Linked DNA regions of Homo sapiens: all the other regions are linked to region 1. Evidence: chromatin loops called from intact Hi-C (ENCODE). Cell type or tissue: IMR-90. All regions are shown on one strand. Each heading gives the region's core, and the rest is flanking DNA. Links, peaks and the distances in the headings are about the cores only.

Evidence for each region. Hi-C counts contacts between places; a loop is a spot of excess contacts. Peaks named below come from ENCODE experiments on the same cell type or tissue, not always from the same donor. Only the 100,000 strongest peaks of a DNase experiment are listed, where the experiment ranks them.
Region 2: a loop joins it to region 1, with 2.5 times the contacts of the local background. A loop is called at or near these places in 12 of 110 quality-filtered maps.
Region 3: a loop joins it to region 1, with 4 times the contacts of the local background. A loop is called at or near these places in 17 of 110 quality-filtered maps.
Region 4: a loop joins it to region 1, with 4 times the contacts of the local background. A loop is called at or near these places in 4 of 110 quality-filtered maps.
Region 5: it touches region 1 in a loop (2.4-fold over the local background); 12 of 110 quality-filtered maps call a loop at or near these places.
Region 6: it touches region 1 in a loop (2.7-fold over the local background); 8 of 110 quality-filtered maps call a loop at or near these places.

What each region holds. Positions count from the first base shown.
Region 1 is chr1:229,224,894-229,229,940 of GRCh38, reverse strand. No RefSeq gene overlaps it. Among named protein-coding and RNA genes, the nearest start is that of TMEM78, 22 kb to the left of the region's middle. RefSeq lists enhancers at 1,162-1,887, 4,478-5,047. In IMR-90, for the core only: a CTCF peak has its summit at 2,299 (motif pointing right); a DNase peak (open chromatin) is centred at 2,320; H3K27me3 peaks cover 370 bases.
Region 2 is chr1:228,835,730-228,840,776 of GRCh38, reverse strand. No RefSeq gene overlaps it. Among named protein-coding and RNA genes, the nearest start is that of RHOU, 100 kb to the right of the region's middle. In IMR-90, for the core only: no CTCF peak of the experiment used is centred there; DNase peaks (open chromatin) are centred at 1,416 and 2,126; H3K27ac peaks cover 615 bases.
Region 3 is chr1:229,154,316-229,159,362 of GRCh38, reverse strand. It overlaps LINC02815 (long intergenic non-protein coding RNA 2815), which reads left to right and starts at 4,638. Exons shown (of 5, transcript NR_186727.1): 1 at 4,638-4,793. In IMR-90, for the core only: a CTCF peak has its summit at 2,337; no DNase peak of the experiment used is centred there; H3K27me3 peaks cover 2,067 bases.
Region 4 is chr1:228,961,713-228,966,759 of GRCh38, reverse strand. LOC105373143 (a long non-coding RNA gene) reads right to left here. Exons shown (of 3, transcript XR_949234.2): 2 at 3,765-3,897; 3 at 1,463-1,559. Among named protein-coding and RNA genes, the nearest start is that of LINC02815, 190 kb to the left of the region's middle. In IMR-90, for the core only: no CTCF peak of the experiment used is centred there; a DNase peak (open chromatin) is centred at 2,419; H3K27ac peaks cover 1,753 bases.
Region 5 is chr1:228,900,938-228,905,984 of GRCh38, reverse strand. No RefSeq gene overlaps it. Among named protein-coding and RNA genes, the nearest start is that of RHOU, 170 kb to the right of the region's middle. RefSeq lists a silencer at 2,609-2,903. In IMR-90, for the core only: no CTCF peak of the experiment used is centred there; a DNase peak (open chromatin) is centred at 2,714; H3K27ac peaks cover 807 bases.
Region 6 is chr1:229,113,945-229,118,991 of GRCh38, reverse strand. The region is part of intron 2 of LINC02815 (long intergenic non-protein coding RNA 2815); the gene reads left to right. Among named protein-coding and RNA genes, the nearest start is that of LINC02815, 38 kb to the left of the region's middle. RefSeq lists enhancers at 2,085-2,584, 2,585-3,086. In IMR-90, for the core only: no CTCF peak of the experiment used is centred there; a DNase peak (open chromatin) is centred at 2,711; H3K27ac peaks cover 223 bases; H3K27me3 peaks cover 208 bases.

The DNA.
Region 1 (5,047 bases), core at 551-4,550:
GCTGGAAGTCCCTCATTCGAAGGCAGATGTGAGGGCTAAAACCCTGCCAAGATCCCCAGGCTGTTTTTCAGTGTTGAGGTTGAAACTTTTTCTCTGCCGCCTCCCCCAGTTTACCAACTCCTCCCTCTAACTGGGGTGGAGACTTGCGTCCAGGGAGTCTTCAGCTCCCCTCTATACAGTAAGAACACCTGCCACTGACACCCAAAGCCACGCAGTGATTTCTCTTCACTCTCTTCAGCCCCATGCTCTAGCAGGCTTTATGTTTTAGGGAGGAGCTGGAGTCACACGGAGGTCCGCTGTAGGAAACGTTGCTGCCTTCACTCACCCACTTCTGTTAGGCAAGGAGTTACAGCGGAATCTTACAGCAGAAAACAAAGCAGGAAATATGACCTCCCAGCGTCTCTCTGGGTCTGAGGAACAGGATTCAGGTGTCTCTGTACCTTGGCCAGTTTGCATTCTTGTCTGCCTAGGAATGCCAGATTCCTTTTAAAAACCACAGGTATAGGAAACAGCCCCAAGCCTAAGGTTCTTTCCCTTCCTTACCCTCTTTGTCTCTGTGGCTACTCAGCTCAGGAGGTGAGATGTTTTCATGGTACAGGGGACAGAAATTCCAGTTCTGGGAGGGGGAGCTGGTTGGGCTTCTTCTTTACTGTGGCCAGACATGAGCAACCTTAGCCTTCGGGCTTACACATGCCTAGCTGGTTTGTTTGTTTGTTTTGGTTACAAGGGGAATGGGAATAAGGAAGGAGCAACAGGCAGCTCAAATACCTCATCACTCCTGGAAAACACTATCACTTCCCACGCGTGGGAAGCCGGCATATTTGTTCCCGCAGTCTAGGCAGGTGGAGTATCCCTAATCCGAAAATCCAAAATCAAAAATGCTTTAAAATCCAAAGCTTTTTGAGCAGCAATATGATGCCACAAGTAGAAAATTCCACACTTAACTTCACGTGACAGATCACAGTCAAAACACATTCAAGACTTTGTCATGCACAACATTATTAAAAATATTGCATAAAATTACTTGGAAGCTGTGTTTATAAGGGTTTATATATAAAACATAAATGAATTTTGTCTTAAGATTTGGGGTTCATCTTCAAGATACCTCATTATATATCTTTTTAAAAATGTTGACTTTGGAATATATCTTATATATTCCAAAAAATTCCCGAATTGGAAACATTTCTGGTCTCAAGCATTTTTATTTATTTATTTATTTATTTATTTATTTATTTATTTTTGAGACAGGGTCTCACTCTGTCACCAAGGCTGAATGCAGTGGCGTGATCACTGCAGCCTCAACCTCCTGGTCTCAAGTGATTCTCCCCCCTCAGTCTCCTGAAGCTGGGGCTACAGGAGCACCACCATGCCTGGCTAATTTTTAAAAATTTTTTTGTACATATAGGGGTGGGGAGAGGTCTTGCTATGTTGCCCAGGCTGGTCTTGAATTCTTGGGCTCAAGTAATTCTCCAGTCTCGGCCTTCCAAAGTGTAGGGATTACAGGTGTGAGCCACCACGCCTGACATTTTTTATTTTTTAGATATGGCGGCGGCGGGGGGGTGGGAAGGGGGAGGGCGTCTAGCTATATTGCCCAGGCTGGATTCAAACTCCTGAGCTCAAAAGGTCCTCCTGTCTCAGCCTCTCAAGTAGCTGGGGTTACAGGCACATGCTACTGCACCTGGCTGCAACCACTCTGGATAAGAGCAACCTGTAATCCCTCTTCCACCTGCCTTTTGTTTACTGTATCTATCCCTGTAAAGTACTGCTACTTTCTAGCTGTTTGGCCTTATACAAGTTGCTTTACATCTGTATGCCCTATTTTCCACATCTGATAAATCAGTATTATTTCATAGAATTGCTATGAAGCTTAGATGAGATAATAAAGGCAAAGCTCTTAGAATGGTACTTGGCTCATAGTAAGCACTCAAATATTGTTTTTGTCAACATTTTCTATATATCTATGTATGGCTTTTGTGATTGTTTTTATTTTTAGTCAAGGATTACATCTCATTTCTTGCCTTTTCTTTGTATTCTGAATTCAGGTTGTGTGAATCTACCTGCCACTGCAAATTTTCAAGCTGAAAGGCCATTTGCATTTTACAACCACTCTCTCAAACATTCCTCTAGGGAACTAGCCGTTTTGAATTACTCCTCTCTTTTCTCTCTTGTCTCCAGAATTGCATATTCCAAATCCAGAACAGTCTCAGCATGGCTGCCGTTTTCTCGTTTCTTTGTGAAGCATCCCGGTCCAGGCTGCCAGCCTCACGTTATTTGATTGTTTTCGGAACAGCCGGCAGGGGGCGCGCATCAGCCGTTCCCAGCACTCAGGCGAGGGGTTCTGACTCCCCAGGTACTTCTGTTAATGAGTTCGGTGCCTGTAGGTCTTTCAGTTAGGATGATAGAAAGCTTCCTTGGCATGGAGATTCACCGTGTACTTCTACAAATAGAAGTTTAAAAGACAGAAAGCTGTATATTATCGCTGCTGAGAGCTTTGCAGTCACGCCTCCCTGTGATGAGACTGACTGCTGTGTTACTGTGGGTAAATTGCTCAGCTTCTCTGAGGCAGTTTCTTTTTATGTAAAAATGGGACAGAAGCCAGCCTGGCTTCTAGAGTTGTTGGAGGAGTCAGCATGTGGCTGATAGATGTAGAGCTCTTAGCCACTGCGGTATTTAGGAATTGGTAAGCATCTTTACTCAGGGCACTGAGGCAAGTTTGGGGCCCTGTCTTTTCTCTCCTTACCCATCCACCTCCTTTTCTTCTCCCTTCCTGCTCACTTTTTCTCCATGCTCTTCATTTCCCTGTATCCAGGCCTGAGACCAACGCCTGTGGGTACAAGGGAGCCTCTGTAGGCATAGGGCTGGGATATACAGAGGGGAGGCTGAGCCACCCACAGGGTGAAAAGAAGGCCAGTGGAAACCCCATTCCACTTCCCTCAGCTTTTTACGTGCATTCTATAAACCTCATCTAGTCTCTTGGTCAGCAGAAGCAAAATTAGCCACAATTTGCTCACACTGCACCCATCCCCAACCCCACTCCACCCTACCAGGGCTAAGAGATGTCAGCAAAAATAAACCCCACGAGAGTGTTCTTCATAGCCCGATGCACAGAACTGGCAGTGCCATGTGGGCATCACCCTGGATGGTGTGCATCCTCACCATACCCAGGCACCTACCTGGTCAGATGTGACAAGAGTTGCTCTAGGGACCTGGGATCCCAGAGAGGGTGGGTGGGTGGGATGGGGACACAACCTCAGCTGGCTCAGAGGAGGGTACAGCTCAGTGCCCAGGCTCGGCTCAGCCTGGCTTAGGGGACCATTCAGGCCTGGATTGGCACCAGTGGTTTGGTTGGGGACTAGTCTGGAAGGTTCCACACCTCTAATCTTCAAATGATGCTGGGTCTGTCTTCCAACTGGGGGGCTGGTCTAGGTGCCTTCTGTCCACAGGGGTAGCTTAGTTTGTTTCCTTTGAAGGCCTGGGTCTCTTTCTGGAGGGATAAGGGTCATGTGGGTAGGGGACCAGTTTGTTCTGGCTTTAGCCCTGAAAGTCCTGCATCCCAGGAAGCCACTCAATCCTGGGCACACTGGAAGGGGTGTCCACCTTGTGGGATGCAGCACGTCATGTGTTAATCTTGGTCTAGATCCCCGCAGGAGAGCTGTGTGGCTCTAGGATGTGATAGGGCACTTTGGGACGCAGAATTGCTGGGGAAAAAAAGAACTAACTATCTCCCACCACCAGATTAGATATGGGCTACTTAGAAGTTTCTTTCTTTTCTTTTCTTTTTCTTTTCTTTTTTCTTTTTTTTTTTTTGGTGCAGAGTTTTGCTCTGGTTGCCCAGACTGGAGTGCAATGGCGTCATCTCAGCTCACCGCAACCTCTGCCTCCCGGGTTCAAGCAATTCTCCTGCCTCAGCCTCCCGAGTAGCTGGGATTACAGGCATGTGCCACCATGCCTGGCTAATTTTTTGTATTTTTAGTAGAGTTGGGGTTTCTCCATGTTGGTCAGGCTGGTCTCGAACTCCTGACCTCAGGTGATCTGCCCACCTTGACCTCCCAAAGTGCTGGGATTATAGGCGTCAGCCACCGTGCCTGGCCTGCTTAGACATTCCTAACAACACTGGATGAATGGGGAGCTGGACCAAGCCACTGTCTTCCAGAGTACTGTGGCAAGTGGGGTCAAAGTGGATTCATCCCAAATGGGGATACCTTGAAGTGGCTTCCTGCCTTTGTCCAGGAGCTCCTCCCCGCACCCAGATCCCACAGCAGGAGGGCACTAGAGCCTTGGCCCACACCCCATCCATCCCCGACAGGCTGCAGCATGCCCTGCCTGGTGAGCAGTTTGCCGACCTTTGCCTCTAATTGCTCTCCTCTGCACACAGCCACTTCCTCTGCCTGCAGCAGAACTCATAAAAAGGGAGGCTTTCCTTCATACCTCTGAAAAGTTCAAAAGAACCCATTTCCTAGGGGAGACCTGGTCACGCCATCACTGGGATCAGAGGCTGCTGAGGACGCCAGCCATGAGCTGCTGCTGGCCGGGCCCAGCTGCCCTGAACTGCACCCCAGCCCTGTCACTGCTTTTCAGTGCCAGCATCCTGTGCTCTAAGGCGGTCCAACCTCTATCAAGACCAGCTCTGTTCTCTTTTGGGATCAATCCGCACCCCTTAACCCTGCACTGCATCTTACAGAGCGAGCCCCCATTGCTGTGAATTGTCCATGAAACGTCAAGCCTAACCTAGAATGGTGGGTGACAAAGCCACACCCAGCTTTGGCGAGGTGCGCACCCTGCCCCATCAGATGCTCGCTCCACTGCTCTGCACCCACCGCCCCTGCTATTCCATGGGGCCCCAACCCTGGCTTTGATTGGGAGTTAGAGCGATGTCAGTTTATCTGAGCCCAAAGCACAGGCGTGTTCAGATTGGGAGTAGGGCTTCTGGTTCTTTGGCATGGCTCTTGGGCATGGACCAAACTCCGTTCTTCCCCAGCATCCAAGTTGGTAATGTATGTTCATGAACATCTCAGACAGGATCCTAGACGCCAACCAATAGGGAGTT
Region 2 (5,047 bases), core at 408-4,407, 390 kb after region 1:
TCAAGAAACTCCAAGGATTTTAAGAGCTCTGTGTCAGGAACTGAGGGCAGAGACCAATATGTGTACAGTCATATGCTAAATAATGGCATTTTAGCCAAGGATGGGCCATACATATGATGGTGATCTCAAAAGATTACAATGAATCTGAAAAATACCTATCCCTTAGCGATGCATGCCATGGTTGTCATAATGTCATAGTGCAATTACTTTATTTTTTAATAAATTTAGTGTAGCTAAAATAAATTTAGTGTACAGTAATGTAACATCCCAGGCCTTTCCATTCATTCACCGCTCACTCACTGGCTCACTCAGGGCAACTTCCAGTCCCACAGGCTCCATTCACGGTAACTACCCTAGACCGTGTACCTTTTTTCATCTTTTTTTTAATTTTTTTTTTTTTCAGACAGAGTCTCGCTCTGTGGCCCAGGCTGGAGTGCAGTGGTGCAGTGGCACAATCTCGGCTCACTGCAACCTCCACCTCCCAGGTTCAAATGATTCTCCTGCCTCAGCCTCCCGACTAGCTGGGATTACAGACACACACCACCACACCCAGCTAATTTTTCTACTTTTAGTAGAGATGGGGTTGCACCATGTTGGCCAGGCTGGTCTCAAACTGCTGACCACAAGTGATCCGCCCACCTTGGCCTCCCAAGTGCTGGGATTACAGGCGTGAGCCACCACGCCCAGCCCCATTTTTCATCTTTTCTAACCACATTTTTATGGTACCTTTTCTGTGTTTAGATATGTTTAGATTCACAAATACCACTGTGTTACGATTGCCTACAGTATTTGGTACAGGAGCAATAGGTTATCCCATATAGTATAGGTATGTAGTAGGTTATACCGTCTAGGTTTGTGTAAGTACTCTCTATGACGTTCAAACAACAATGAAATCACCTGATGCATTTCTCAGACTGCATCCCCATCATTAAGCAATGCGTGACTGTACTTCTTATTATTCCACAGTGGCAAAAATAAAGCAGAGCAAAACAAAACAGTGCGTGTGTGTGTGTGTGTGTGTATGCAAGTGTGTGCATCCAAGCCTCTGTGTCTGCACAGAGTAAGGGTCCGTGGCCCTCATCAATAGCATCTCATGGGCTTTGGATCAGGCATTTGTCATTTGTAATATGTCCCCTTCCATTCTAGTTCTTGCTCGGTAAACCAGTTCAAAAACGCTCATTTCTGCCTCATTCTTCATTCTCTAGCCCCATGCCTCTCCAGGATGGTCAGAGGCCACCTTAGATGGCCCCGGCCTGCCCTGTACTTAGCTTCCCTTCCTCTCACCCCATAAGCCCTCTGTGAAGAGCAGGCTCTCTCCCTCCGCTCCACTGCCCCAGCGTCTTAGCTGAGTTCATGACCATTTTCAAAAATAAACAACAAATATAGTGGGCTGTGGGGGAGACAACGCACTTTGGAGCAAGAGGATCATGAGTCATGGTTTGGCTATTTCTCTGAATTCTAGTCTTGATCAAGTTACTGAAGCTCCCTGTGCCTCACTTTTTTCATCTGTAAACTGGGACTGATGGTATGTATTATCTACCTGACGTGGTTGTTGAGGAGATAAGAGCAAATGGGAGCAGGCATACAAAAGCCCAGGAGTGACGGCAGATTGTGCTAGAGGGCTGGGACACAGCCACATGTCCCACAGGGCCCTGACCACAGCAGGGAATATAGACCCATGACCAGCCCCACACCCCAGAAGAAAGTCAGATGAAAACTGAGATCACTTATTTTCTAAGGTCCTTCTTTCCTTGGGGAGTGTCTATTTGCATGGCCAGTGTAAGAGTGAATGGATTCAAACAGGATAATGGGAACAACTGCGGAAGCTTGGTCCAAACAACTTGAGTTGACCTCCTTAAGTGTAGCCTCCTGTGGTGACAGCGCACAGGAAATGAGGGGAATTGTTGCCTCTTTGTCCAGTTAGAGCTGAGTTACAGCTCAGAGAACCCTTTAGAACCTTGGATGAAAGGAGCTAGACTTCTTTCTGCCCACGATTCTAGAACACCAACCCTGTGGACACACCTTTTTTAAAACCACCAAACAAAACCACATGGAGTGTTTATAACCAAGGAATAATGGCTCGGACCTCCCTTCCCTCAGATAGCAGGAGCTTCTTACGTAAGGGGCACTCGATTGTGTTCACAGAGCCAACAGCATGAGTCACTGACCCCTGAGGTCATTCTGGCTCTTTTCAAAGCAAACAGAGTCCTGTTTTATAGATACAGGTAAGAAGTGAAAGAAAAAAGAAAAAGACAAAAGTTAAGAATCTGAAGGCACCCAGTGAGCAGTGGGGACAAGCACCTTCTCTGTTCATTGCTGGAATCCTGGTCACCCTCGCAGAGGCAGCACATTAATGGTTCAAGGCCTTTGCACCAGTGTGTGATGTAATCGCCACAGCTCAGCAGATTGCTGAAGGAACCACCCAGCTGCTTCTTACAAGTACATACATATCCATGGTGAAAATGTTCTCTGTGCTTGTTCCCTGGGCACAATTCACAACAGAATTTAGAACTGTACTCAACATGCCTCCCTGCACTAAATATATGTCATTGCTAACGTGTGGCTCTGTCACAGAAGCCTCCGAGCTATTCAGAAACTCTCAGGAGGTCAGAAGGGCTACCTTTGTCCAGAGCTCTGGTTAAAGATTAACAGGCTGGAGTCTTTGGGCCTGGCAGGGCCTAATGTAGTCTGCTGTCACCTCTCCGGGGTGAAGGAGCTGTGCGGGGCAGGCCCAGTGCCCACCGGATGACAAGAACAAAAGCCACCACACCCAGAGGCAGGATCTAGCATCTTGACCCCAGCTCTCCCTGAACTTCTCGGGGCCTCTGTTTCCTCAGTTGTGACATAGTGGGGTTGGACCTGACTCCCAGGGTACATGACAGAGGAGGTTTGCAAGGGAGCTGGGCTGGGGTTTGGCCTGCTGCTGGGGCCCTGAGCCCTGACTGCCCCATGGAAGCACAGCAGTGCAGCCCACTTCTGCGTCTGTTGGGGCCTCCAGCTTTCCTCTTCAGGGTTGCTGAGGAAGTTCTGGCAAGTTCCATCCACAGGAAGGTGTGCTGGGGAGGGATAGCAAATGGCAGACGCAAACACTAAGCCACAGGAAGCTCCCCATGGGACCACCAGGTGAAAACTGAGCTTGGCCTTGCTCAGGGGAGCAACCTGACATGGGTTTTTTTTGTTTTTTTGGGGTTTTTTTTGAGACAGTCTTGCTCTGTCGCCCAGACTGGAGTGCAATGGCATGATCTTGGCTCACTGCAACCTCTGCCTCCTGGGTTCAAGCGATTCTCCTGCCTCAGCCTCCTGAGTAGCTGGGATTACAGGAGTGTGCCACAACTCCCCGCTAATTTTTGTATTTTTAGTAGGGACGGGATTTCACATGTTGCCCAGGCTGGTCTCAAATACCTGACCTCGTGATCCACCCACCTTGGACTTCCAAAGTGCTGAGTTTACAGGCATGAGCCACCACGCCCGGCCACCTGACATGGTTTTTATGTTCTGTGAGAAGTTTTGTTGTTTTCTTCTTTTTAACGAGAAGATTTATGAGAATTCCTGCATCTTAACATCTATCCTGACACCGAGATAGAAGGCATTCTGAAACTACACATAATCCAGAAATGTGAACTTCCACCTCGTACCCAGAGGCCTCGCCCAACATCAGGTGCTCTCAGGCTCCAGATCCATTTTCAGTCAGGAAAAGAAATGAAAATACAAAACCAAGCAATTGAGTGAGCCATCTCTTAAGGACTGAATTATCAGGCATCTATAATGCTCTTTACCCTTTTTTCTTTCCCAGTCAGCGATGCTGCTTACACTACACATAAGATAAATGCAGCCTGGAAATGCAGCCTTCCCATTTTTGTTCCAAGCAGGTGGAAGCTTCTCCCTGCTGCTGTGTGGTCCTGACACACATACCCCAGTTAAAAACAAATAAAAACAGAAATGGCCCCACCATCACTAAATAAAACACCATGTATCTCCTTTGGTCCAATCACCCCATCTCACGTGGCTGAGTGACGCTGGCAGAGCATGGACCCCTGGATGCTGGGTAACTGCAGCAGAGATTCTCTCCCTCTGTAAACAGGCTGCAACCCGAGGAATGAATGTGTGCCTTCTTCTAGGGCTGCTCCTACCCTTTGCTTGCACAGCCTCTCTCTGTGCTCTGGTTCATTACAATGCTGAAGTCACTCTGCTTATCAGGGACCTTTGAGCTGCAGAGCACTGGCAGAGGCTGTGAGGAGGGATAAAAGAAACAGAGGACTGTATTTCTGGCCCTGAGGAGTCTACCTTCTAAGGAAGAAGCAGGTAAAGTGCATATAAAAGATAATATGTTACTACATACATAAAGAAATGCAAACTCCTCTGCTGTGAACGATACTCTCAAGCCCTGGGGGCTATGGGATTAGTGAACATCGTCAACCAGGTAACTCAGGGAAAGCTTAGCCGGGTGGTGAATCCATCATTGATCCCACTAGCACAGATAGTCAGGTGCAGACATTCCAGTCAGTAAAGGCTTGCCCTCCAGTGTGCATGCTAGTGCAGGCATCCCAGGGTAGGAAACTGTAGGCAGGCTTGTTGCAGCAGTGTGGGAAAGAAACAGGGGTGAGCCACGCGGAAGGACTTACCCATGCAGAACATCAGCGCCCATTCACACATCTGTCCCTTTAACAAATGTGTATTGCCTGTTCTGACACTGACATGAGCATTCATTCATGCTGACAAATCTGGCTAATTATGATAGGCAATCAGCAACCAAGCAATGATACAGTCAGAGTAGCATTGGAAGAAGAGATTTTTGAGATGACATGAGGAAAGGCTTAGAGGATAAGAGAGGCTGGAAATGAAAACTCAGAAAATAACAAGACTTGAGTGGGTTTTATTTAGAAAAAATATTAATGACACAAAACTTACAGAATTTTGGCCTCATTGTTTTGTGGTCTTTTTAATCAGCTTAACATGTTAGAAATAGACACATAACATGCTACAAGAAAATAGAGAGGACCCGGGCTTGGTGGCAGGAGCCTATAGTCCCAGCTACTTGGGAGGCTGA
Region 3 (5,047 bases), core at 691-4,690, 71 kb after region 1:
CATAGTGAGATCCCCATCGCTACAAAATACTTCAAAGTTAGCTGGATGTGATGTGCACACCTGTAGTCCCAGCTGCTTGGGAGGCCGAGGCAGGAGAATTCCTTGAGCCCAGGAGTCGAGGTTGCAGTGAACAACAGAGCAAGGCCAAAAAACAGCCAGAAAACAGCAGCAAAAACCCCCCAGGATTCTGAGTTGTTCATGGCAAAGGAAGTTAGTTCTTCCTTCTTTGCTGTCAGGAAGGCTCTCCCCACAAACACAACTGCCTGGTCAGCACTTCTTGGGGAAGGTCTTTCTTTCTCCCTGCCCATCCCAGAATGGGTTAAATCTAAGGCAGGAAAAACGAGACAAAAAGGACTGGCGTTTTCACATTGAGTTAGGTTGAGTATTGCCCTTCTACCCTGGAACATTGCTTTGATCACAGGCCTGTCTGTGTGCATCCCCTCCTTGGGCAGAACTGCAGCCTTCTGAGTAATCAAGCTTCTCTGAAGTGCTCTTACCCTCATCCCAAGAAATCATGTCTTTCCTGCTTCACTTTAGCAGTGACCTTCCCACCACTGACGTGTACCTTTTATAACTGCAATTGTCTTGCGTATTTCTGCTCTAAACTTGGATCAGCCATGTGCCTGCTGCCCCTGTCCTAGAGCAAGTGTGAGGTCATTGAATGAGCATCTGAAACTGTGGCCCTGACGTATGGAGGCTGGCAGGCAGGGGTCCTGAAGCAGTTGGGCCGAGGGGCTGGAAATGTGGCATGCCAACTCCTTGTTTTTCCAGGAACTTGCAGAGTGCGTAGGGGAAGGCCCATAAACTGCTCAGTATTGCAAGTTACCCCACGCTAGAATGGGGAAGAAAATACAACTACATTATTGCGGTCATCACTGAGCACGTGAGGTGGTGGTGAGTGAGCATCTTTGCAAAGCAGAGCCAGGCAGGCAGGGTTAGAGTCTCTTTCTCCCTCTCTCTCTCGGATGATTTACGTTTCCATCCACCTCACTTAACGTGGCCTCCTGGGCAAAGCTTACTCATTTGCAGATGTCTTTTTCCTTGTATCATTTCCTTCCTTCTCTAAAGAGCAGATTTCCATCTGGGTGTCTGGTAAGAGGGAAAAGGGAAAATAGTTCCTGGACTGGGTGGTTTTGGAAGTTAAGAGCTCCCTCCTCTATATTGTCAATCTTCAGACCTAAAGGACATCACTCTTCTCCCTTCACACAATTGGTGATAAGCACCAGTGTTGTTATGACAAGGAAAAAAGGGTGGTTTCTAATTTTGGCAGAAAGAATGAAGACTGACCTTGTCAACAAAATGCTTATCAGGGAGTTTTAAACTCTTTTGTCAAAGATCTGACTTCCCAACTAGAGGGCTGCCCTCACCCTCCTCTAGTAAATCTGCTGATATTTTCACTTGTTGATACATTTTCCTAAAGTGCTGTGCCATGATTTTCCCCTTGATTGTCTCTTGGAGATACTTAGTATATTTTTCCTGAGTGAAGGATGAAACCCCTGAGGCCTGGAAGCAAGAGTTTAAGTAAATTACTCTAAAAGACTCTTCCCTGGCTTACTGTGGCCCACCGATGCCTCACCGCTGAAAGCAGCTTCCCATGAAACTCAGGGATGGTTGGATGGGAGACAACCAGAATGCCATCAGGCCACTCTGCTTCTGGAGCTCAGGCCGTAAAAGAAGAAGTGGTCTCACTGCTAGCCTGGGCAAATAGATTCCAGGGCATGGGAGGAGGCACATGACTTTCTGGTAGCCATACGAATTTTGGAATACAAGAGCATTCCAAAAAAAAAAAAGGAATATTCTTTATTCCAAAGCAAAACCAGTTGTTGGAACTGGTTTGCTCCCAGATTTTCAGAACAGCATCTACCCAGACCCCAGGTAGATGGTTGGAGGGGGTGGTTTGGGGCAGAGTGACTCCTGCATTACCTGAGTTACCTGGGCCAAGTGTACAGGTCTGCAGGCCACTAACCCCCAATCTAAGTTAGTGAAATGTCTTAAACCATCTGTGATCCCTTGCCAGAGCCACTGGGTGTCCAGGATACAGCTGCAGAGTGGCTTGTTGGGAAGGTTATGCCTGTCTCTTTATCTAGGTGGCATGCCCCATCTCTGGGTCCTGCCCCAACCCCTCACCCTGCCTGCCTTCTGCATCTGTCACTCTGTGTTATGGTTGTCTGTCTCCCTTACCACATGATAACTGGCTTTAGTGCAGGAAACCTGTGTGTGTTTATCTCTGTGTCCGTGGTGTTTAAAACAGAACCTGGCATCTGGTAGGAACCCAAAATATGTTCCCTGATAGAATGAGGGAACAAACCATTGTCCTGCAGCAGAAAAGCAGCAGGTGTCACTGTCCCCATGAACTCAGAAGGGTTCAGCCAGAGCTCTTCCTGAATTTTAGAAAGACCTGGGACCTGGTAGCAGGTCCATGTGCCGCATGGGATGAAGTCAGTAGGAGCTGGTGGGAGGCCGGAAGGAGGAGAAGGAGAGAAATAAACAGGGGTAGCAGAGAAGTCCTCAGTTCATCAGGAAAATCTTTATCCATGAGTTCAGTGAGCATTTCTTGTTTTCCTTGGAATTCCAGTTGTAATAAGATGCCGGCGAGTGTTGCAAGTGAGTGATTATTGAGGGTGGGTAAAGGCCTATTAGGGCTTCTCGCAGAAGCAGAAATTATTTCCTCCTGGCTGTCTATCCCAGTTTATCAATAAAACCAACAGTAGGAAGGTGGCTGCTGGGGTAGTGGGAGGCCCCAGGGGAAGCAGTCAGACCATTACTTGGCATAGTCAGGGCTATAGATGCTGGAATCGCTACTGAGCACTTGCCCCCAGTTGGTTCAAATCTTTTCTATGCAAGACTGTTTTTGCAGAGAAGGGAAACTGATAAGAAAAACAGCTCATATTAGGCATTTAGCAAATGAAGAAAGGAAGATGACTTCCAGGTCTCAGCTGATTCAAGATCACCTCTAACACCAGTGCCCGTTCTGCCCTGTTTTTAGGAGTGAAACTTCTTGGTTAAAAGAGATCTGATATTGTATCCTAACACAGAAAACAATGTATGTGGGGTTGCTCTGGCAGAGTGAGGGTAGGATCCAGAGACCCACCCTTGGCCTCAGTCCTCCTCCCTTACCGCCAGCCCCTCTAGCAGGCAGCTGACCCAGGAGCTCGGCTGGAGACCCACTGCCCAATCCTGCCCATTGGCCTCCCTCCCTCCAACTTTTCTTTTATTTTTATAGAGATGGATTCTTGCTATGTTGCCCAGACTGGTCTCAAACTCCTGGCCTCAAGCAGTCCTCCCACCTCGGCCTTCCAAAGTGTTAGGATTACAGGCATGAGCCATCGTGCCCAGCTAGAAATCTTTTCTTGTTAAACCAGTTAATGGGTACCTATGGTTCCTCAGTATTTTTCTTCATGTAGTCTGGTTAACAGACTTTTCCTCCTGTACTTCTCAGGCACTTTAAACTGAGCATGAAATGGTAAACCTACAACCTTGGGAAGACAGCACTTTTTCCAGGGCAGTTGCTATTTGGCTCTGGTTTTTAGAGCTGGGGGTGGAGGGTGGAGAGGAAGAGACTGACATTGAGGAAGAGACAGGAAACCATCGCGGATAGGAGACTTCTGATTGGCGCAGGCGGGTCCTCCAGGGAGCCATCGGCAGTAGGATGTACTTCCCCCTTCTCGGCGCCAACAAGGTCTGTAAATCTCTTTCTACCATGCTGTGTGTCAGCCACAGCCTTTTCTCCAGCAGTGGCTGTGTCATTGGGGATTCACAGAAATGCACACTCAGAGGAGCACAGAGCATTTAGCTTCCAGGACTGTCGTCATTTGTGCAGGTGCAGGACCACCAGCAGTCACACTGTGCTCCTGCTTTGACGATGTAGTGTGGTTATGAAGGAAAGTTCTGTACTTCCACAGCTGAATTCTGAGCTAAAACAATGGAGAACTTAACAGTTTCTTCAGCCAGCCTGACCCTAGACATAGAAGATGATCCTGACTAGATAGAGGACAGAGCCAGATGAAAAAGTGACATGCCTGGACAAACCAGGGCTGGGTCAGTGGCCGAAGGCCAAGGGGGATAACAGAAATAGGCTTGCAATGCAGTTTTGTATGTGCAGGGGCTGAAATTGAAGTGCAACTATAGTTCTCTATGTTTAGCCTAGTTGTTCAATAACTTGCTGAAATTTTATGCTATAATGTGAACTCAATTCTGTTCACCTTATCACAGTGTTACTTTGCAAAGTCATGAGTTAAGAGAAATTCCCCATGTGTGTTGGGAAATGAAAGCAACTGACTGACCATGGATCCCCCCTCATGTGTCCAATGGACAACTCCTTGGGCTTCCTGGGAGAGATGAACCCAGGGAGCAGTTCCAAGGACAAGAGGACTTTATTACACGGCAAGACTTTGGTGCTGGCCTCTTGTGCCATTCTCTGGAACTTTGCTAAATCACGTGGAACAGGAGGCCCTTCTTCAGCATAGACTCTACCAGTCCCGACAGCTTCCTTCCCTGCATCACTGGCAGATTTCTTTTGGGCTTCCCACAATGAGTGGAGGGGAAGAGGCTTAGATCCCCAACCTATAAAGACTAGAGACAGGAGGAGGGGCCAACACCAAGGGAGGGAATGAGGAGACAGTGTGTACCAGAGGCTGCCCTTTCTCAGCTTCCTGCACCTCTCCTTCCTCGTGGGTAAAAGGATGTCCACAGAGACTGATGTTCCAGCTTCTGTGTCTACTGTGGTGGGCGCTCCAGCACTGGGCATGGTTCTGAGGCCAAGCATTTTACAGCAACGCTGTTCCTTCTTGGAGGTAGGGTTCGTCCCAGGGGAGCAGCACATGCTTTTTTTTGTTGATGTTGTGTTATGGAGGGGAGGTCCCTGGCCCAGATGGACTCACCTGAGATTTCTCATCTTTGTCTCAGTGGTGTGGTTTGGTTGAACATGGTCCCTGTGGAATGGCCCAAACTGGAGACTATTGCTGCTTGGACATGCCACACCTATTTGTGCCCACAGAGGGCTCTGGGGGAGAAGGATTTCAATGACTTAGTAGCTGTCCTCATAGGT
Region 4 (5,047 bases), core at 742-4,741, 260 kb after region 1:
CAGACCCCGTGGGCCAGCAGTTTCATTCTTAGGTGTATCCTCCCCCTCCCCAAATGCATAAACAAAAAAGCTTTCTATTGGCAGTATTTATAACAGCCAAAATCCAGAGACAACCCAAATGTCCCTTGATAGTAGAACAGAGAAATAAATGGTAGTCTATTTATGCAATGGAATCCTATACAATAATGAAAATGGTGCTTCATGGAAGATCAGAAACGAATCACACAGACATCAGGTTGGGCAAGATAGGCCAGAAACTAAAGAGCATGCACATACTGTGTGATTTCATTTACATAAAGGTTAAAAACAGGCACAAGCAATCCAAGGTCTTAGAAGTGAAGCTGGGGGTGCTTTGGGAGGGAGGCACACTCACCTGGTAGGGTGTGAGGAGGGCTCTGGCATGCTGGTAACGCTCTTTGTACTCATCTGGGTGGAATGGCACGGGAGCGTTCACTCTGTAAAATGCTCTGAGTTGTACCCTTACAGATAGTGCATTTTGTGATGTGTTTGTTATATGTCAACAAAAGTTTTTTTGTTTGCTTGTTTGTTTTTTAAATAGAAATAAAGAAGAGGTGAACGTTGGGCTTGGTAGATGGCTCCAGCTCCTGGGCGTGCTTGTGACTGTATTTATGTGGATGGCAGTTCATTTAGCTCAGAAACATCTTCAGCTCTCAATGGAGCCAGGTTTGGCATGGGCAGCAATTTAATAGCTCAATCACAATTGCAATTTCATAGCACCTATGAAGCAGATTCTCTTGCAGAGAAAATAGGGGCCAGCACAGATGGGTGGTTCTCTTTACCAAATTCTTCCAAAATGCACACACTTCGCCCTGGGGCTCCTGTCTCCATGGGTCTTGAAACATCTCTGAAAACCAGCCTGCCCTTCTCTAATGCTTTTTCCCTTGTCCTGCAGACTTGAGAAGGGCTCTGTCTGCTAGATCTTTTGCAAGCCTCTCAGAAGTCAAGACACTCCTGAGCAGTTGCCATTTTTTAAGGCTCCTGGAAATACATACACTCAAGCCTGGAGTATTTCCAGGAATGGAGATATATGTGTGAGTGTGGGTGTGTGTGTATAAAATATATATACACGTGTATATATATATATATGAATATATATATATACACGTGTATATATATAGGTATATATATACACATACACACACATACTTATACAATACAGTGGATTCCTGAACAATGCAGGGATTGGGGCACTGACCCTCCATCCAGTCACAAATCTGCTTATAACTTTTGACTCTTTAAAACTTTAATTACTAATAACCTCTTGTTGACTGGAAGCCTTACTGATAACATAAACAGTTGGTTAACACATATTTTGTACATTATATGTAATAAAACTGTATTCTTATAACAAAGTAAGCTAAAGAAAAGAAAATGTTATTAAGAAAATCATAAGGAAAAGAAAATGTATTTCCTATTCATGAAGTGGAAGTGGATCATCATCAAGGTCTGCATCCTCATTTTCTTCACATTGAGCAGGCTGAGGAGGAGGAGGATGGGTTGGTCTTGCTGTCTCAGGGGTGGCAGAGGCAGAAGAAAATCTGTATATAAGACACACACACAGTCCTCCAAGACAAGGTAATAACAATTATGGTATATTTTAATTTTTCACATTTAACAAATTCATAGTTTTAGCATCGCTGTCTCCCTGTTCACCACGCACACATAAAACACAATGACCGTGTGGATGATCTTATTTAAAGATACAACTAAATCCCTAAATTTGATGCCTTTCTGAAGGTGGGGCAAAGACCAATAACGCATCTTTCCACCACTCACTACTACCCCGTTGCCAATGACAGCCATACGGAAAATGTTTTAATGTACTGCTCACAGCAACCACCTGAGCCCAGCATTCGGGTTCCCATTTCCATGGTGAATAACCAGGACTGTTAAGTGACTTCCTGGGGGTTCGCAGTGGCCTGCCGCAGACCCAGGCCTGGCCGTCTGTCCTCTCCCCTGTGCCTTGTCTTGGAGGCTCACTGTCTCTGGTATGGATCAAGCTGCTCACTCCAGCCCAAGACCCTTCCAGGAATGAGATTTATTTACACACAGCAGCAGTGTTTACAGACAGCAGGATGTGGCCTCTCTGAGTTGTCCTGTGGAAGCAGAATGCTGTCCTGCAGTGTGTAACAAGGGGAGGGGACATTTGGTCACTCCTCACTAAGGGACACCTCTTTTCCTTTCTCTCTAGCCCCTCCAGGATCCAAACACACTGAGCAAGCAAGGGCAGCTGCTTTGGGTTTTGTTCATCTGTTTTTCTTGTATTTTAATCAGTACACTGTAGGGTCGGAAGGGTCCCACCCACGACTGGGAGCTTGAAGATCTTTCCAGGGGCCGCTGGGTGGTTTGCTTCAGCTCATGTGACTCCTCCTATCACATCTGAAAAACTCTGAACTGAGTAAACTCACATTCCATTTAGGTGAGATAGCAAGTTCCAAATGATGAAAACAGTTTGCAAAGAAATGTGCTAGAATATTTTGAAAACAGCTTGTACTTGAAGGAATGCAGGGAGAGTGAGATTAGAGAGAGGGATTGCTTCAATCACTATCAGAAATTCCTGAGCACAATCTTTGGTATATGGGCACTTTTTTTCCTTATAAAAAGAAATGTGACTAAAGAGTGGAGAAAATGCCCCCTCCATTTGTCTTCTTGTGATCCTGCCCACCTCCAAGGTCCAGCTCAGCTATGACCTCCACTTTGGCCTGGATCCCACTCCAGCCTCAAACCTCACTCCTTCCTCTGAACCACTGACTGGCTGTGATATTTCCTTTGATACTTAATCTCATAAGGTTTTATATTGCATCGCTTATCTTCCAATAAGCAGATTGTGAGCTATTACAGTGCTGACAAAGATCAAATTAAGGCTGAGTCCAGTGGCCTACGCCTGTAATCCCAATGCTTTGGGAGGCCAAGGTAGGAGGATCACCTGAGCCTAGCAGTTCAAGACAAGCCTGGTAACAGAGTGAGACCTCATCTCTACTAAAAATAAAGAAAATTAGCTGGGCATGATGGTGTGTGCCTGTAGTTTCAGAGACGCCAGAAGCTGAGACAGGAGGATTGCTTGGGCCCAGGAGTTCGAGATTGCAGTGAACTATGTTTGCTACCACACTCCAGCCTGGGCAACAGAGCGAGATCTTGTCTCTTAAAAAAAATCACGAATACTATGTAGCCATAAAAAAGGATGAGTTCATGTCCTTTGCAGGGACATGGATGAAGCTGGAAACCATCATTCTCAGCAAACTAACACAGGAACAGAAAACCAAACACCGCATGTTCTCACTCATAAGTAGGAGTTGAACAATGAGAACACATGGACACAGGGAAGGGAATATCACACATCGGGGCCTGTCAGGGGGTGAGGGGCTAGGGGAGGGATAGCATTAGGAGAAATACCTAATGTAGATGGCGGGTTGATGGGTGCAGCAAACCACCATGGCACGTGTATACCTATGTAACAAACCTGCACGTTCTGCACATGTATCCCAGAACTTGAAGTATAATTTAAAAAAAAAAAAAGAAAAAAAATCAAACTGATGTTTGATGCCATAAATATTTGGTCAATATATATTAATTTTATATGTATAATTGTGTGCATTTCAAAGAAGAAATTTTAAAAATCCTAATTAAAATGGCTTTGGCTTCGAGGAACAGAAATCCCTGACTCCAACGTCCTTGTCAGTTAGAGATGTATAATCACATATGACAAGATGTTCCAAGGTGGTGCAGCTCCAAGTTTGGCTCACCTGATAACTCAACAACGTCTTTGGGGACCAGAGATCTACTCTTTCTGCTCTGCTGACTTCCACAGGTTGGATTGGTCTTCAGGACAGTTGCCCTCACGGTGGTAAGTTGGCTGTGCAATTCCAGATATCTCATCTAAAACAAAAAAATCCAGAAGAAAAAGGACTGCCTCTTTCTTGTGTATTTTTTAATTGTGCAAAACTCTTTCTCAGAAGCCCTCCAGTAAACTGAGAGGGGAGGAGATGGGAGGCAGGAGGATCACTTGAGGCCAGGAGTTCAAGACCAGCTTAGTCAACATAGCAAGACCCTATCTCTTAGAAAATAAAGGTAGGGGGTGGTAGGGGGAAATGACAAATATTGGCAAAGATGTAGAGAAATTAGAATCTTTTTTTATTGCTGGTGGGTATGTAAAATGGTCCAACCACTGTGGAAAACAATTTATCAATTTCTTAAAAGATTAAACAGAATTACCATATGACCCCAAAATTCCACTCCTAGGAATATGTGCAAATAAATTAAAATTAGAGACTGGGACAGATACTTGTACACCAGCAACAGTATTCACAAAAGCCGTAAAGCCACTGATGGATGAATGGATAAATAAAATGTGGTATGTCTGTCCAATGGAATACTATTCAGTCACAAAGAGGAATTAAACTTTGATATATGCTAAAACATTGATTAACATTAAGGAATAATGCTAAGTGAAATATGCCAGTCACAGAAAGACAAATACTGTATGATTCCACTTACATGAGGTACCTAGAGTAGGTAATTTCATAGAGACAGGAAGAAGAGGGGTTATCACAAGCTAGGAGGAAAGAGTTGGGAGCTATTATTTAATGGGTACAACATTTTTGTTGGGTAGAATGAAAAGGTTTTGGAATATAGATGGTGCTGATGGCTGCACAACAATATGAATGTGTGTAATGCCACTGAAGTGCACACTCACGAATGGTTAAAATGATAAACATTATGTTAGGAATATATTACCACAGTAAAAAATATAATGTCTGCCACATGAGTCTGCTTCTTTTCTTAGCTTCAAAGGTTATGGTGTTCTGAGTTTATTCTCTACTTAACCCGTTTTGCTTTGTTTTGTTTTGTCCTGTTGATTTGATTTTGTTGCAGCCATCACGATTTACACGTGACATTACAGGACAGACTTGTGGATGTGTCTGTTACACCTTCAGTAAGGGTCCTTCCATTTGGCAGAGGATTGCACAGATCCCAGAGGGGAACCATACTGACATAAAGGAGGAGCTTTCATCAGCTTAGCGTCAAA
Region 5 (5,047 bases), core at 376-4,375, 320 kb after region 1:
GAAGCATGGTTTTTCCATTGGCCAGTCTTCCTAGAGAATGAAAAGTTATTTGCAAACCCTTCCCCTGCAGCAGCCACAACCCCAAAGCAGCTTCCTTAGCCATGAACGCGCTTGGAGTTTGATGGAGTGACATGAATGAAAGGCTTAAGGTTTGTGTATTAGTTGTCTACTGCTGCTGCAACACATTCCTCAAACCTGGTGGCCTCAACAATACAAATTTATTATCTTACAGCTCTGGAGGTCAGAAGTCTGACACAGTTCTCATTGGGTAATAGTCAAAGTTTTGATCAGGCTGCATTCCTTTTGGAGGCTCTAGGGGAGAATTCTTCTTTCTCTCTTCCAGTTTCTTTTTTTTCTTTTTTTTCTTTTTTTTTTTTTTTTTGAGACAGACTCTTGCTCTGTCACCCAGGCTGGAGTGCAGTGCTGTGATCTCTGTCTTGCTGCAACCTCTGCCTCCTGGGTTCAAGCTATTCTTCTGCCTCAGCCTCCTGAGTAGCAGGGACTACAGGTGCCTGCCACCATGCCCTGCTAATTTTTATACTTTTAGTAGAGATGGGGTTTTGCCATGTTGGCCAAGCTGGTCTTGAACTCCTGACCTCAGGTGATCCACCTGCCTCGGCCTCCCAAAGTGCTGGGATTACAGGCATGAGCCACCGTGCCTGGCTGCCCTCTTCCAGTTTCTAAAGGCTGTCCCCTTCCTTAGTTCTGAACACATTCCTCTATCTTCAAAGCCAGCAATGCTGCATCTCTCTGATCATTCTTCTGTATCACATCTCCCTTCTGCCTTCCTCATCTACTTTTAAGAACCCTTGTTCTTGAACAAGGACATTGGTCCTACCTGGATAGTCTAAGATAATCTCCCTACCTTAAGGTCAGTTTATTAGCAACCTTAATTCCATCTGCAACCTTAATTCCCCTTTGCCATGTAACATAACATAGTCACAGGTTCTAGAGATTTGGGCACAGATATCTTTGGGGAGCATTATTCTGCCTACCACAGTCTGGATAAGGTGAGAACTGGCCAGATCATGGAGAGAACAGCAACCTCAGAACTGCTTTCTGACCCAAATACAACACATAGGGAATGGCTGTGAGACAATTCCCCCTAGGGATATTTGCTGACCATAGAGAACCTATATAAGCGACAGTGGTTATCTGTCTCCATGTATACGATGTCCAGACCCTACTGGTCCCCCAGGATATTTCATCTCAAACAGACATATCCAGCTCAGTGTGTTTCATACTTTCAGCATAGTTTAAAATGTGGGGAAGAATTCCTCCTGGAACTCAAAGGGGATAAATGTTGGGGGATTAGTGAGAATTTCTGAAATTGGGAAAGTTAAAAGTTGGCAAACTCCTTTATTATTCACATTAGGCTTCAACTTAGCAACTTACCAAGATTGCCTTGGGCCTCCATGCCATCCTATTCACTGTGAAGTGAGCATGGCCAATCTGGTTTATTTATTTTTTAGGGGCAGGGAGGGTCTCATTCTGTCATGAGGTTGGAGTGCAGTGGCCCATTCATAGTTGCTGCAGCCTTAACCTCCTGGGCTCAAGTGATCCTCCCACCTCAGCCTCCCTGGTAGTTGGGACCACAGTCATGCACCGCCACGCCTGGGTAATTTTTAAATTTTTTGTAGAGATGGGGTTTTCACTGTGCTGACCAGGCTGTTCTCAAACTCCTGGGCTCAAGTGATCCTCCCACCTCGGCCTCCCAAAGTGCTGAAATTACAGGTGTGAGCCACCAAACCCCGCTCTAAACCATTTTATACTCTGATTCATCAGCATTGAGTTGCACAGAATACAATACACTCTCGCTAGTTTAAGCGGAGAAGAAATATTGAGGGTGTGAAATAGTTTACAGAATCATTGGGAGAGCAGAGGAAACAGATTTGAGGCTAAGCTTCTAGGAATTACATCCAAAGCCACATTGCAGGACTGGTGGCCAAAGTCACCAAAGTCACCACAGTCCCCACAGTCCCCACAGCTCCTGCTGCTCTGAGGAGGCTGCCTGCTGAATCAGGAAGCCGCGACTAGCACTGCAGTCTGCAGAGCTGCGCAGGGAAAGCTGCCTCCAAGGAATCGAAGCACTGTTCCTGTAGCTGCTCACTGCATGGAACAGTGATCTTTCTGCAACAGTCCCACACCTGCAAAACTGGAAGTCTTGTGTCCCGCCTCTTGTTTGGCTTAACTCTGCTCTGAAATCAACCCTTCCAGGAGGGAATTTGCTTGGCAGATACTAATCACATCTGGAGCCTTGGGCCTGGGAAACATAGGGTTTAGCTCTCCAGGCTCTGGGTGAAGGAAAGGAGAGTGTTGGGATAGATAGTGAGGAATCAGCCCAGGGCGCCCACCATTGTCAGTGAGACAGTGGGGAAGAGTTAGCACCCGAAGCCCCCAAGCCCACTGTGGAAAGTGATTTCACCTGCGTGAGGATCACCAGAACAGAGTCTGAAACAGGGCTCCCCAGAGCATGTCGCATCTTCCTCCTCCTTCTTCATATCTTTCTTTTTTTAAACAAAATTTCCTGGGCTTGTGTGGTTCAGTGTTTGGGTTGACTTTTGTTTCAGCTGAACTAGTTGACTTATTCTGGCTTTGTGGCTGCGCCAGTGAAATATGTACATATTTTGCCTGTGTACGGCTATCTTTTCCTGTTTTCCTTCAGGGATTATACATCAGCACAGAGTCCATGGCACTGCTCCAGATAAAACAGCGCGGCAGAATCATCACCACTGGCAGAGCTCTCTGGTTGACTCATGAGGATTGGGAATAAATGACCAAATATAAACAGTGGAGTGGTGCCAACTGAGGCTCCCTTGTAGCAAACGGTCCCCTGTGGCATGTGAAAAAGAGGCCGGGAAAAGCCCAGCTGTGGGCACCATGCCACTGACTGCCGCTAATTTACTGCCATGACTACTCCAGGGCACCCTGATTTCTGCTTTTCAGAAACCTTTTGTGCATTGTTTTTTCCACTATCCCCATTTGGTTGACTAACCTGTAAGGCACTGGCTCCCTCAGCCAGTCAGGGCTTAGGCCTGTTTTGTCACACTGCAAATCCCTCACTGGCTGGTTGGTAGCCGTGAGAGAGGACGCATTGATATTCCTAACCAAGTCTTGCTGGCCTTTAGCTTCCACGTGCTTACCTGCAAAATCCTCAGCTTATCTGGTGTAATCAAGATAAAAAATAAATGATCGATCGACCGATCGATAGATAGATAGATACATACATACATACATATTTAAATGCATAGATGAGATTGGTAGATAGATGATAAATAGATGAAAGATAGAGATAGATATGATAGGATAGGTAGGTAGATAGACAGTCAATAGGTAGGTTGACAGACACACAGAGAGAGACATGTAGATGTCACAGCACCGGCCATTGAAGGAGCCTGAACAACCTCACACATGCACAGCACCAGGCCCCTCTCCTTCTTCTCTGGCTCCTTACAGGATCTTCTGTCCAGAAGCTGCTGGAGGCATCAGTGGTTGCCCTCCATGGTTAGCACCCTGCCGGGGGGTGGGGGACATCTCCTGAAACTGAAGAACCCCCATGGCACTGAATGACACAAACTTCCCTTCTAGTCTCCCAGCCCAGGGTGGCACTGTGTCCTGTGCAAAAGTGAGGAGGATGCCCCTTTTCCCAACTCTGTCACTCTTTCTCATCTGAGCCTTAAAGAGTCGTGGCATACTCTCAGAGTGTAACACAGACCTTCCTGAAAACAACCCACTTTACGCTACCTGTAGTCTCTTTCTCCAAGACACTGGCCACAATCCCAGGGCCACATGTAAGCTCTCAGCCCAGGGTACTGGCCCCCAAATCTTTCTCTATCAGCACTCCTCCCCATCAGCACTGGCCACTCAGCCTGTGGGTGTATATGCATGTGTGTGCTGGGTATTGAGTGTGTGTATGTGCTGTGTTGAGCGTGTGCATGCATGTACATGCAGGGAAGCACAGTGTAGGCTAAGCTGAGACCCCTCATTTACTTAGGTGGGAGGATACTAAGAGATCTAAATACACACATCAATAGCAGGGGCTCTGCAGACACTCAGCAAGCTGGGAGTGGCCACCTGGAGGCTGTGTGGAAGGGGCCCCGAGGAAGAGCTCACCTTAGAAGATAACGCTTAGTCTCTGGTCCCTGCCAAATGACACTGTTACACTCCTAAGTTCCCTGCTCTCCAGGACATATTCTGAATACCAAATAAGACCCATGAGGCATGGTAGCTCAAACCGCAGGTTCCAGCGTGTCAAGTGTGTTTCCAGGACCAGCTGACCCTGCTCCAGTGAGAGGTTACCAAAGGCCTCTCAATATACAGGACCACCCACATCACTGCAGACCCCGCCAATATGCCAGAGCACTGATCACTTGATCTGAACAGAAAAGAGTGGCAGCCTAGGAGGGGCTGACGCTGAGTCAAGCTCGCACCCATTGAGAACATTCTTCTTCCCAAGTATTCCCTGCAATGACAGTGTAAGAAAGCTGGGATGCAGATAGAAATACTTGGTCTAGCAGTTTGGGTTTTTGCATTTTTCTGTAAGATTGCATTAAAGTGTGACATGGGTCCATGGACCAAGGAAAAGTTTTGGATTCAGTGGACTAAGCCTCATAATGTTATTAGGGCTACTAATGGGTGACGTTACAGTCTCTTCCTGCCACCTGCAGAGGCCCCAGATGGACCCATCCCTTCTAATGCACAGCTCTCCACACCCAACCTGTGGGCCTAGTTACAGTTGTGTGGTGGGGCCGACCCTCCACCCACACCCTGGTGGCCGCAGCAGTGAAGAGGGCTACAGCTTCCATGGGTGGGTGGCAAGATCTCATACCAGTCCCATGAGAAAGCTAAGATGCTTTATAAATGCTGCAAACTGTCAGCCCGCAAGTGAGTGCTTAATGCCAGAAAGCATACAGAAAGTCAAAGCAAACGTCTCTCAACCCTGTTTTTCGGTTGGGTTTTATTGTTTGTTCTTTGTGGCTGGGTGGGAGACTGGGGTAGAAAAAAAAATCCATGATTCTTTTTGAACCTGCCTTGTGTCCTTTTAAGA
Region 6 (5,047 bases), core at 717-4,716, 110 kb after region 1:
CTCCACCTCTCCTCCTGGTTCTGACCAGAGGCCACTGAGCAGAGCAGGAAGATGATCTTCTCAGGACAGCCCTGTGGCTCTCTCCAATCCCTCCTGAACCTCTCCCCCGGACCTGGCACCTGATGCCACAGGCTCAGCCACCTGTGGGCTGCACTGTGCAATCTAACAGTGCTGAGCAGAAGAGACACCTGAGCTTGAAGTTGAGAGGGTCCGAGTTTAAACCCCCAACTCTGCCAGTTTCACCTGCAACCTGGGGACTGAAACCTCCTCACAAACTTCTCAAGAGGACACAGTTAAAAGGCATGTGAATGCAGTTTGTGAAGGATGAACTATTTCACAATCAGATCATAAGACACCTTTCTGACAGTGTACTTCAAATTACTTCCTGAGTGTTCCTTTTGTCTCTGCGATTTTGTTAAGTTGTAAAATTCATATTAATTTAATTGAAATTTAATATTTAAAAATAAGTTTGGCTGGGCACAGTGGCTCACATCTGTAATCCCAGCACTTTGGCAGGTCAAGGCAGGCAGATCACCTGAGGTCAGGAGTTCAAGACCAGCCTGCCCAACATGGCGAAACCCTGTCTCTACTAAAAATATAAAAAATTAGCCGGGCATGGTGGCAGCTGCTGGTAATCCCAGCTACTCGGGAGGCTGAGGCACGAGAATCGCTTGAACCTGGGAGGTGGAGCTTGCAGTGAGCCAAGATCACACCACTGCACTCCAGCCTGGGTGATTAGAGCAAAAGTCTGTCTCAAAAAAAAAAAAGTTTTCTGCTTCTTGTGTGTGCATGGAAGCTGTTGTCCTGGCCCCAGGGCGGGGGCTGGCGCACCTGGCTCCTTTCCCAGGCTGGCCTCCTCTCTCAGTCACTGCTCCCTGGGTCTCCTTGACAAGTCACGTGGCTGACGCTCTTGGTCAGCTCCCCGGAGCCGTCCCCACCCATTTCCCCACTTGCTCATTTCTCACGACAGAGGCTGAGACAGCACCTCGCCTTGCCACTGAGGATGGCACATGAAATGCAAGGCCAGTGTGCCGGGCAGTGAGGAGGACATCGGGACCCCTCTCGGCCTCCTGTCCATTCCACCTTGGAGCCTGGGGAGGAAGGATGGGAAACTGCAGAGGTGCCCACGTCACAGTTACCCAGCCAGGCCTGGGATCTTGCCAGGGATTTTAATTAAGTAAACGATGAATGTTTTCATGGCTTAAACCATGTGGGCCAAAACCAGCCTGGTTTTGCGAATTGTGTTTTATTGGCACACAGCTAGCCTTGTGCTTACATTTCACCAGTGGTGTTTTTGAGCTTCAGGGACAGGCATGAGTTGTTGTGACAGAGGCTGTGTGGCCCACAAAGCCTCAAATATTTATGTTCTAGCCCTTTGCAGAAAAAGCTTGCCATCTCCTGATTTAAATCATCGGCTAGTTGGTTTTTTGGTGACTATCAGCCAAATGCATCCTAACTGGTCCCATAACAGAAAAAGCAACCCCCAAGAGCTCAGCCAAGGAGGTGAAAATACCATCTCCAAGAACATGTGGCGAGAGAGCTTGCGCGCTGGTTGGCTTCGAGGCTCCACCATATTGTTGAGCCCCATCTTCATCCTGCATCTTTGTCATAGGCCCACTGCATGGTCGTAGGGTAAATGCCACAGTGTCAGGACCCCTTATTCTACAAGAACGTTCAGTAGAAGAAGGCGATGATTTCCTGCCAAGCATTTTTTTTTCTTTTTAAATTTAGACCAAAGAGATCTTCCTCAGATGCCTCTTGGGAGACTTCTCCCTTTCCTGTCACAGCCAACAGAGCTGGGCCACATTTCTACCCTTAAACCAGCTGCGGGCACATACAGGTCACTGGCCAGAGGGGTGGCTTCACCATAATTGCCTTGGATGAATTCAGATCCACAATTATGCATTTTACTCTTTTCCTCATGGAGAACTCTTTTATATAGAACTTACAGCCCCAGCCAGTCTAGCAACAAGGAGCAGCCTATCCACATACCATATTCTAAGTATTGACCTGGCACTAGGCTCTGTGCTGGTGACCAAGGAGTTGGAGTCCAGCTGAGTGACAGGGATGCACCCCAGAAGCCGTGGTCCTGACCACCCAGATAAGGACTGGGGATGGTTGGGGATGGGGATACAGAATCCTGGGAGGCATTATGTCTACTGCCATCTTTTTTTTTTTTTTTTTTTTTTTTTTTATCACAAAAGCCACCAAGGTGAGGATGTGGAAGAAATATCTGGGGAAGTCGGGCAAGGAGAAGGCTTCCAGTAATACCTGCAACATCAAACCCCGCCCCTCCCACCAGGCCACTGTGTGTCCTGCCTCAGTAGGAACAATAGCTGACATCCACACGGCATTTGTCATGTGTCAATGCTTTCTCAGTTCTTTGCATGTATTAGCTCATTTAATCCCCCCAATGACCCCAGATGCCAGGCATTATTACCATTCTATTTCACAGAAGAGAAACTGAGGCACAGAGAGTTTAAGTACCTCACTGAAGGACCCCACTGTTCACACTTGGGTGCCACACGTTGGCCCGGGGTCTGGTTGCAGAGGCTGTGTGTGTTCCAGTGTGATACGCGGCCTCTGCTGAGGGATGATGGACTTGAGCGCGTGCCCACAGGAATGCGGCCTGAACGCACTGCTCAGTATCCAACAACGTTACTCGTCTCCATAACACATCATTACGGATCCTGGCCGCACACACTGAGTTAGACCAAGAGCTGGGTGCGAAGCCAAAAACGTCTTCAGTCTACAGACGTGCCTTTTGTGTCTTTAATAAATCTGAGAGAAGGTTGGAATAAGAATTCAGTTCAGCAAAAGTTTATACAACATTTTCTATGTGCCAGGGCCTTCTGTTATGAGCCGAGGTTTCAAAATAAATAAGACACCATTCTGGTCCTGAGTGACCCCTCGGAGTAGTGGGGGAGTCAGACAAGCAGCAGATAACAGCAGTGAAGCAGCGGGTGCTGTGACTCGGTGATGCACCCCAGGGGCTCCAGTAGATGGGGAGGCTTCCTAGAGAGACAACGTTGATTCTGTGCCTTAAACCATGAGTGGGAATCCCATCCCCGAGAAACCTGGAAACTCCTCCAGTTTCTTCTTGCCATGCTCTCAGTCATAGGGATACTATCACCGTCATTTCTGTGTATATGGCCATATGGCTTTGCTGAGCTTTCCCATATGCAGTTCTGATTAAAGGGCATGGATCCTGCGTGGAAAGCAGCATCCTGTTATAGTGATAGACAAGGGCTCCAAGTGACTGCCCAAAAGCATGTGGTTGGTGCTCCAGTCTAAATAGACTCAGAAATCCCTGCTTTTTTTGTTTTGAGATGGAGTCTAGCTCTGTTGCCCAGGCTAGGCTAGAGTGCAGTGGCGTGATCTTGGCTCACTGCAACCTCTGCCTCGCAGGTTCAATCGATTCTCCTGCCTCAGCCTCCCGAGTAGCTGGGATTACAGGCACCCGCCACCACACCCAGCTAATTTTTGTATTTTTAGTAGAGACGAGGTTTCACTGTGCCAGGCTGGTCTCGAATTCCTGGCCTCAGGAGATCGGCCTGCCTCAGCCTCCCAAAGTGCTGAGATTACAACCGTGAGCCACCGCGCCCAGCCTATCCCTGCCTTTCAAACAAATCCTGTTGCACCACCAATGTGATGCATCTTTGCACCCCACCCCTGAGTCCCCAGCAGGGCCCCATTTATCTGCAAAACATTGACTAAGCCCCTGCTGTAAGCATGGCACTGTGTTAGGGACTGGGGATACTGTGGTCTCCCAGACAGGAAAGATTCCTGTGTGCTTCCAGGGAGGGATCAGATTTCAGGGAGCGGGATGGGGTGGAGCGGGGAGGGGGGAGCTCGGTTTGGAGGGAGGCTGGGGCAGCTCCCACTTGAGGAGTTATGGTGATCCACAGTGCCACTGACATCTGTGCACATCCAATAAAGGTGTATCAGATGGATAAATGAGCCACAATACACAGTTGGCAAAGCACTGATGAGCTAAGCCAAGTAGAATAAATACAAGGTCATTTGTCACATTCCATAGATAAAGCAGCTGTGCATCATTTCTTGCATTGAATGAGAGGAGGAAGGCGGCTTACCTTCTCTGATCTGCTTTATGTTCCCTGAAGATGAGATGGAGAATGGGTCTTTTGGGGGGACACACTCATATTGCTATGGGTCAGGTATAGGACATACAGAGATAAATTATAAGTAATCTCTTCCCTTGAGGGGCTCAGGGTCTGGTGCTGGGCGGATGAGAAAGGAATACCCACTGACATCTTCAGTGAATGTGCATTGCCTGCCTGTGGCCCCTCGGGTGCCCTAGCAGCCCAGGTACAGAGTCCCCGTCCTTATGGAGCATGCTTTCCAGGCACTAAGTAGTGGTATGGACCTTGGCCAAGCTGCCCTCACCCCTCGCCTGGATTTACTGCCTCATCTGTCACCCGGCACCGTCTGCAATTGTTCATCATAGTGTCTGTGGTGTTTCCTGTTTCTTGTCTCAACTGTACCAGGATGTAACATCCTGAGAGCATGCATCCCATCTTTCCTGTTATCATTGCATCTGAAAGTGACTGAAATGTAGCAAGAGTGCAATAAATACTTTTTAATAAGCAAATAAGTAAGAGCAAATGTAAAATTACAGCTGGTGATGAACACAATGAAGGAAATAAGCAGGATCATTGGAAGGCAAAATGGGAGGGGAGCCAGTCGGGGAAGTCTACTTGAAGGAGGTGGCATCTGAGTCAGTCCCAGAAGGACAAAGAAGAGATAAATGGCTTGAAATCTGAGGGTGATGAGCACGAAAGTGATCCAGGCAGAAAAACAACTCGATCACCTTCCTAAAGGAAGTTTCTCACCGTCAGAGGAGTGTGAAGGAGGGAATCATTTACTCTGTAGAATAGAAAGAAGGGAGGTCCCTCTCAAAGATGGCACTGGAGCTGGTCCCTGAAGGAAACATAAGATATGGCTAGAGAGGAAGGAAAAGGCATTCCTGGTGGGAGGAATGGCAGAAGCAAAGGCCTGGAGTTCTGAGTAAGAATGCCGTGTTCTA